3 separate regions of the Homo sapiens genome follow, and all the other regions are linked to region 2. A link is a contact called in ENCODE Hi-C or POLR2A ChIA-PET data. All regions are on one chromosome and are shown on one strand. The core of a region is the stretch at or near the end of the contact, and the rest is flanking DNA. Distances in the headings are between cores, read along the strand shown.

What was found. Hi-C counts contacts between places; a loop is a spot of excess contacts on that map. ChIA-PET counts read pairs that join two places held with the same protein, here RNA polymerase II (POLR2A). Pooled maps may share reads with other maps.
Region 1: a pooled map shows a loop between it and region 2 (2.5-fold over the local background). The contact joins two enhancer-like sites. A Hi-C loop is called at or near these places in 2 of 50 pooled maps. POLR2A ChIA-PET finds 5 or more read pairs at or near these places in 3 of 52 experiments (H1 and WTC11).
Region 3: a map with no recorded cell type shows a loop between it and region 2 (10-fold over the local background). The contact joins two enhancer-like sites. A Hi-C loop is called at or near these places in 9 of 37 single-sample maps with no recorded cell type and 5 of 50 pooled maps.

The regions. Positions count from the first base shown.
Region 1 is chr4:139,314,084-139,316,783 of GRCh38, reverse strand. The region is part of intron 1 of NAA15 (N-alpha-acetyltransferase 15, NatA auxiliary subunit); the gene reads right to left. Among named protein-coding and RNA genes, the nearest start is that of NDUFC1, 13 kb to the right of the region's middle. Within about 2 kb of position 1,368, at least 8 of the 41 ENCODE cell types and tissues checked have a DNase peak (open chromatin) inside an H3K27ac peak, as active enhancers do.
Region 2 is chr4:138,976,310-138,979,009 of GRCh38, reverse strand. The region is part of intron 2 of LOC105377448 (a long non-coding RNA gene); the gene reads left to right. Among named protein-coding and RNA genes, the nearest start is that of NOCT, 38 kb to the left of the region's middle. RefSeq lists an enhancer at 964-1,785. Within about 2 kb of position 1,394, at least 4 of the 41 ENCODE cell types and tissues checked have a DNase peak (open chromatin) inside an H3K27ac peak, as active enhancers do.
Region 3 is chr4:139,265,275-139,267,974 of GRCh38, reverse strand. It overlaps MGARP (mitochondria localized glutamic acid rich protein), which reads left to right. Exons shown (of 4, transcript NM_032623.4): 4 at 934-1,810. The coding sequence ends at 1,376. Among named protein-coding and RNA genes, the nearest start is that of MGARP, 14 kb to the left of the region's middle. RefSeq lists a silencer at 721-820 and enhancers at 961-1,290, 629-1,828. Within about 2 kb of position 1,279, at least 24 of the 41 ENCODE cell types and tissues checked have a DNase peak (open chromatin) inside an H3K27ac peak, as active enhancers do.

The DNA of each region.
Region 1 (2,700 bases), core at 119-2,618, 340 kb before region 2:
TGAACTAAGAGACTGAGAAGGCCACCCTAACCCCATCACCAAAATAAGACAAAATAAGATAACAATATTGTTGGTACAATAAAATCTGGCACAAACAACCTGAACAGAAAAAAGGACTCAGCATTCATACCAAATTACTTATAAGGAATAAAAAGTAAAATACTTGGGCAGACGAAAACACATCAAAAACGCTTACAGAGAAAAGATGTAATATCACCATATCCATCGCAAATTTAAAGTAATTAAATAACAAATGCAGACATAAAAGAACACCTCAAATGAGAAACTCAAAATTTTAAACAGAGTAGACAAATAACAGGAACTTGTAAAACATGAACAAACTGAACTTAAATGAAGACTAAATTACAAAAGATGCCCTAGAGAGAACAGATATGATCTAAAGAGATAGAAAATAGGAATGCTTTCACATAAATGAAAAAGAAATAGATGTGAAAAGAATCAAAGAAAAGTCATACATATAGAAGAGACAGAACAGGTGGTAGATGTGAATCAAATATTTTATATCCAGCCAAGCTGTCCTTCAAATATCAAGGATATAGGAAACAATTTAAACATGTAAAAATTTAAGAAATTGTTTCACAAGCATTCCTGAGGAATCTACTAGATGATGAGCTTTATCCAAGAAGTGATTGAGAACTTCAAGAAAAGATCTGTAAATCTTTAACAATATTGTAGTACTAAATTTAAAACAAAGGTATTGACGAGGAAGAATAGTATGTAAAATGACATACTCTCACAAAGTAAATATAACTTCAAAAAATCACAGGAAAAGAGACAGAAAAAAAAGAAACTGGAATAAGACTTCACACGTAAGAAAATGAAACCAAATGGCTCTAATTTAAAGCTGATAAACCAAATAGAAGAAACCTAAATTTTTTTTTTTAAAAAAGAGAGAGACTAAGAGGATTTTTAAAGGTATAATATAAAGGTAACTAATGAAAATATAAACTCTCTTAAGTAAAAAATAAAAATAAAAAATAAGCAAATAAAAACATCAAACAGAATATAAGACCCAGAGTAAGTATAACATAAACCAAAGATGAGATCAATTCAGTGAAAAAGCTAAGGTTTAAAATAGACTACATCTACAAAAGAGCAAGTACTAATAATACACGTGCTTTACCATTGGGCATGCACTTGTATACGTATCTCACTACCTAATTTGGGAGGTAGTTTAGAAAAGTACTGCTTTTCTCTTTTACTCAGATTTGCCGAGTCGTTGTTGTTGTTGTTATTGTTGTTCTTGAGACGCGGTCTCACGCTGTCACTCAGGCTGGAGTGCAGTGGCATGAACACTGCTCACTGAAGCCTGGACCTGCCACGCTCAAGCAATCCCCCACCTCAGCCTGCCAAGTAGCGGGGATTACAGGCACGTACCACCACGCCTGGCTAATTTTTGTATTTTTGTACACATAGGGTTTTGCCATATTGCCCAGGCTGGCCTGGAACTCTTGGGCTCAAGTGATCCTCCCACCTCTGCCTCTCAAAGCACTGAGATTACAGGCGTGAGCCATCGTCCCTGGCCTATTTCCTGGGTTTTAAAATGTCACTTGGTCTCCCACAGAAATCTTTAAAATGAATTAGCCTCTATCAAAAGCTTCCCTAGGCCGAGGCAGAGCTTGCAGTGAGCCGGGATCGCGCCACTGCACTCCAGCCTGGGTGAAAGAGCGAGACTCCGTCTCAAAAACTAAACTAAACTAAACTAAACTAACCTAACCTAACCTAACCTAACCTAACCTAACCTAACCTAACCTAAACTAAACTGAACTGAACTGAACGCTTCTCTAGGCCGGGTGTGGTTGCTCATGCCTGTATTCCCAGCACTTTGGGAGGCCGAGGCAGGCGGATCACAATGTCAAGAGATTGAGACCATCGTGGCCAACATGGTGAAATCCCGTTTCTACTAAAAATACAAAAATTTGCTGGGCATGGTGGCACACGCCTGTAATCCCAGCTATTCAGGAGGCTGAGGCAGGAGAATTGTTTGAACCCGGGAGGCAGAGGTTGAGGTAAGCCAAGATCATGCGACTGCACTCCAGCCTGGTAACAGAGCGAGACTCCATCTCAACAAAAAAGCTTCCCTAACAAAGAAACAGTTGGAAGATGCTTAAGTCTCCTTGGTTTTCATTTAGTGGCAGTGGCAACCTAAGACGGCAAAGAATGTGGCACTATCTCAGGTATTAGATGCAAGACTAGGGCTCTTAGTAAACAGCCATACTTCAGAGTTAAGAACTACTCAAACACAGGATATATGATCTCTACAACTCTAAGTTAAATCATGTACAGGTAAATTCTGTTACATTGCTTGTTTTGAAAACACACATTGGCTCCAACACAATTCATGGGGAGCATTTTTAACATTTTAAATTTCATGTTTGCTTCTATGAATTTCATCTATTAGAAACTCTAGATGAACACAGAAAACAGCACCTAGCCAAAACAAGTCTCATAGGCATGCACAGCAGCACCCAGACACACACCTCAAACAACTACCTCAGATCCCCTTGTATGTTGTGAGCCACAATGAACCACACCCATCTACATCTGATGTTACAACTTACCATCAGATTTCAGATAACCTGACTTTCTCCACTTCACAATAATTTACAAACTGTAATCCTTCAGATGCCCACTTCTGCAAGCAAGCACTGTCTTTTTCAAGGTAAAGTGCAATATTTA
Region 2 (2,700 bases), core at 145-2,644:
AAAAAAAATTAAAATAACATAAAATAAATAAAGCAAAATTCGGAATGCCTTTGTTCTGAAGATATCAAGATATCAGGACACTCTCAAGTCTGGGTCTGTTTAGTAAATGTTATCAATCTGTTCCCTTAACTGTAAATACCTAGAGGCTAGGAATACCTAACTTTCTGGGAATGCAGCCCAGCAAGTCCCAGCCTCATTTTCCTAGTCCTCACTCAAGACGGAGTTGCTCTGGTTTGAACACCACTGACACCATCATAGCAAACCTGAACTCCTGGGCTCAAGCAATCCTTCTGCCTCAGCCTCCTGAGTAGCTGGGAATACGGGCTCATGTGACCACACCCAGCTAACTTGTTAAAATTTTCTTTCATAGAGAGGGGGTCTCACTATCATGCCCTGGCTTCTGTTTCACTTTAATGCACACGGACCTGGGGTCACTGGAAGACTCATTTGGTAGGCTGTACTGGGGATTATTTAGATGAGCCACCAAGAAGGCTTCTGGAAAAGAATTTGTCTCAAGATTAAAGGGCGTCAAGGCACCCAAGCATAATCCAAGCCTTTGCTTCAGGATTGGATGGGGAGTTCTTTTTTTTTCTTTTTTGCCAACCCCAGTCTTGAGCTCTAGGAAGCAGGGACTGGGAGTAAAAACCAAAAGAACTATTTGATTAAAATCTCTGTGATTGGAACCCAGATACCATATCTGACAACACAAAGGTGGCTTTTAAGCGCACAGAGGCCTCAGCAGCTCATTGCTGCAGGGAGCCGCACCCCAGAGGGAGGAAATGTGAGATGTCTTAGAGAGCTGAGAGGGCTCAGGTTTGCCCATGGGAGGCATACGCTGGGACTCCTAGAACCCTGGATGGGTGGGGGTCTGGAATTGTGTTCGAAGGACCCACAGCAGCAGGTGGGGTAGATTCAAAGGGATAGTTTTGATATTAATACACCAATCCCATTTCTACCCCCAGGTTGGTATGATGTGCTTTTAGAATACCCCTTATCTCTAGAGACATAATTTATGAACTCTTAATCTGATGGAGGATATATTAGACAGATGTTAATTAAACAATCTCAAAAATATGTTACTTCAAGCTGTGATAAATCCCATGAAGGAGAAATACAGGGTGTCCTGCTGGTATAGAGAGGGGAATCTGATTTGGCCCGGGGTATGTGTGAGAGAGAATAATAAAGAAAGGGCTTCCTGGGGATGTGATGTTTGCACTGGGGAGGAGAGGATGCAAAGGTCCTGAAGCGGATGTGACCAGGTCAAATAAATGACAAACTGAGGAGGGGAGGGAAGCAGAACTCATGAGATGTTTCTTCTCTGATTTGCATTTTTAAATGGAGAGTTGCATTTGTGAAAGCAGAAGTTAGTGCTCGAAGGGTCCGTCTTGCACAGTTGGTCAGCTCTGTTTTTCAACACATGTGGAGTGGGAGGGGCACAGTATCCAATAACTAGGACTCTAATTATGTCTCAGTCACCAACCACGCGTAGGATTTTAAGCAGATTTCTTTTTCTTTTTCTCTTTGAGATGGAGTCTTGTTCTGTCGCTCCGGCTGGAGTGCAGTGGCACGATCTCGGCTCACTGCAACTTCTGCCTCCCGGGTTCAAGCGATTCTCCGGCCTCAGGCTCCCAAGTAGCTGGGATTATAGGTGCCCACCACCACGCTGCGCTGATTTTTTGTATTTTCAGTAGAGACAGGCTTTCACCATGTTGGCCAGCCGGTTTTGAACTCCTGACCTCAAGTGATCTGCCTGCCTCGGCCTCCCAATGTGCTGGGATTACAGGTGTGAGCCACTGTGCCCAGCTGAGATTTTGTCTTTATTTTATTTATTTTTTTGAGACAGAATTTTGCTTTTGTTGCCCAGGCTGGAGTGCAATGATGCGATCTCAGCTCACTGCAAACTCTGCCTCCTGGGTTCAAGCGATTCTCCTGCCTCAGCCTCCCGAGTAGCTGGGATTACAGGCATGCACCATCACACCCAGCTAATTTTGTATTTTTAGTAGAGACAGGGTTTCACCATGTTGGTCAGGCTGATCTCGAACTCCTGACCTCATATAATCCACACACCTCAGCCTCCCAAAGTGCTGGGATTACAGGCATGAGCCACCCTGCCCTGCCCAGCTGAGATTTTATAACCTCCATTTTTCTACCTGTAGAAAAGGGCAGAGTATTGGGTGGAGTCCTCCAGATGATCTCTACCATTCCTTCCAATGCTTAAAAAAAAATCTAAGAGTAGATTTTAAAGAGCCCTCTGTTATTTCATTGTTAGAGAATGTGTTTGTTCACTTGTTAACTCCTCACAAGTGCCCAATCTTTCCTGTTCACTCTCAGAGTAGGCCTTAGGAGAATAGAGTTTATTTTGCTATTATGTGAAGTCTTATTATTTTATTTGACACATACTGTCTTTCATTTACTCAACACCTGGGCCAGGTGCTGAATAGTCAAAGGAGAAAAGGATCTGTTGGTGCTTTCCTCCCTCCTAGTCCACTGTCAACTTAGAAGACACACATGGAATTGGATTTTTGCAATAGAAAGTAATAAATGCTTTGCTAAAGATATATAGACAGTGTTAAGAGAGAATATAGGAAGGCCACATAATCCATATATGAGTAGTATAATGGGTTACACTTGGAGATATAAAAAAGCGGGCAGGAGGCCTCAATCCCAGCACTTTGGGAGACCGAGGTGGGCGGATCACCT
Region 3 (2,700 bases), core at 30-2,529, 290 kb before region 2:
CAGCAAATTTATTTTTTATGTTTTGCAGAGACAGGGTCTCACTATGTTGCCCAGGCTGGTCTTGATCTCCTGGCCTCATGTGATCCCTCCTGCCTCAGCCTCCCAAAGTGCTGGGATTACAGGCATATGCCACTATGCCTAGCCACTTCTTGCTTTAAACCATACTTTTTTCCAAGCTATTATTATCAATTACTATGATCACTATTTAGGGATAGAGATATTAGGGGCTTATGAATCAGTTTTAACCTGTCATGACAATAATAAGAAACAGAATATCATCAATACATATTATTGAATATAATCATGCGGTTGTTTATAATACTAATAAGCATTTGCATAGAACTTTTTATTTTAATCCCCTTTTCATATACAGTATTTTAATTAATCTTTACAATAACCCTGTGCAGTAGATATTATCAATACCCTATTTTACAGATGACAAAAATGAGATTGAGAGAGGATTAGTGATTTCTGAGTCACCAGCTAGGAACTTGGCTACTCTTCCATGCTGTCTCATATGAAAGGTGAATAGGATAGCTACTTATTTTTGTATTCTTCATATTTGCCTAAGTAATATATTCAAGTGTGTTTTTTTTTAAGTTCAAAGAGTTTACAGAAAAGCAGATCCCCCATTTTCCCTCCAAGAGGCAACCAATAGAACCAGTTTCTTGGAATCCTCCTGGAGAGTTTTTGCAAATACAATTATCTAGGCATACAACTTACCCCCCTCCTGCTCCAACCTCATTTTGCCCTAACAATAGTAGCAGACTGTATACATTGTTCTTTTTTTGCTGTTTCACTTGAGAGTCTACCTTGAAGACTGTTACACATCAGTGCATGTAGTTCTGTCTTAGGTGTTTAAACGACCGCAGTGTTTCATTGCCTTCCCACGATCTTTAAATTAATACCTTGCTTAATGACTAATTCTTAAAGGTGAAAAGGAGAATGTTGCGGAAACTGAGAAAGCAAGTTCAGAAGCCCCAGAAGAACTTATAGTGGAAGCTGAGGTGGTAGATGCTGAAGAAAGTCCCAGTGCTACAGTTGTGGTCATAAAAGAGGCATCTGCCTGTCCAGGTCACGTGGAGGCTGCTCCGGAGACCACAGCAGTCAGTGCTGAAACCGGGCCAGAGGTCACAGATGCAGCGGCGAGGGAAACCACGGAAGTAAACCCTGAAACAACCCCAGAGGTTACAAATGCTGCCCTGGATGAAGCTGTCACCATCGATAATGATAAAGATACAACAAAGAACGAAACCTCTGATGAATATGCTGAACTAGAAGAAGAAAATTCTCCAGCTGAGTCAGAGTCCTCTGCTGGAGATGATTTACAGGAGGAAGCCAGTGTTGGCTCTGAGGCTGCTTCGGCTCAAGGCTAATCTCCAGCCGGTAGACATTTCAGCAACAAATGCCATAGGGTGTCTGATAAGTGCTTTTGTGTTTTTAGTACACTTAGTTTAAAAAAAAAAAGACTTATTTTCTAGAAAACGTTAATGGGTCTTGAAGATTTTTGGCATCCACTGATAGATTTTAGGACTGAGAGACTTGAGATTGTACATTTCTTACTACTCTTCTACTGTCTGAGATCAGAATATGACATTGCAGTAAAGAGCTTAAATAGTTTCATCTTTGGTTTTTTTTTCTAGACACTTTTCTTTTATCCCAGTCATCTCTGAATTTACATTTTATATTAAAGAAATTGAGCTATCCATACAACCTGTATTTACTTTAATTTCACTATGCTTTCAGCTTACTTTATTGTATGATATGTAGGTCTAAAATATAGTTTGAGTCAAATAAAATTAGAAAAGCTTTGGTGCTTCTACTTTTTTCACTAATATTTGCATGTACAAATAATACATATTAACATACAGGTACATAACATCACATGAGAAATGTAGGCTTTCGTAATATTATTGAAGAAAGAGCATATAATCTATGGAGAACCCTGCATGTAACAATATGTATGCCCTCTCCCATCTATAGTACTTACACAGGGGACTATGTAGATATTTTCTGTTTCAGTTCAGTTCAAACAATATTTATTGAAGATTAGCACTTTGTGCCAGGAATCTTTCATTCATTCACGTGTTCAACAAATATTAGCTGAGCACTTACAACATAATAGGTATTGTTTTAAGTGCTCCCGGTTTATATTCTAGAGTGGAACCAGGTAAGAAGACAAATGAGAAAATGATATAGTGTGTTAGGTACTGATAAGTGCTAAGGATAAAAGTAACGAAAATAAAAGGATTGTAAGTGTTAGTCTGAGGTGGAAGTTGTAATTTTAGATAGGATGGCCAAAAGAGGCCTTACTAGGAAGGTGTCTTTTGCGTAGAAACCTGAAAGATATATAAGGGACCATCTAATGGTAGGAGTTAGGGGAATCAGCCAGGTAAGGGAACAGAAAAGGGCAAAGGATCTAAAACAGGATCCTGCTGGGAATTTGAGGAATTGCGAGGTGGCCAGTGTGGCTAAAGTGGAGTGAAAAAGAGGGAGAGTAGCCAGAGATGGTCTCAGAGAGAAAGGGAGTGGGTAGGCAGGGTGGGCTAGATCATGCAGGGTCATGTAAGGTTTTGGCTATGGAGTAAGTTGGGAAATTGTAGTGGACACTGCCGATGCTCTGCCTAGATCCCCTTAATTGGACCCCTTAACTGGGTACATTTATCCCCAGCTGCTATGAGTGTTACACCCCACACCCCA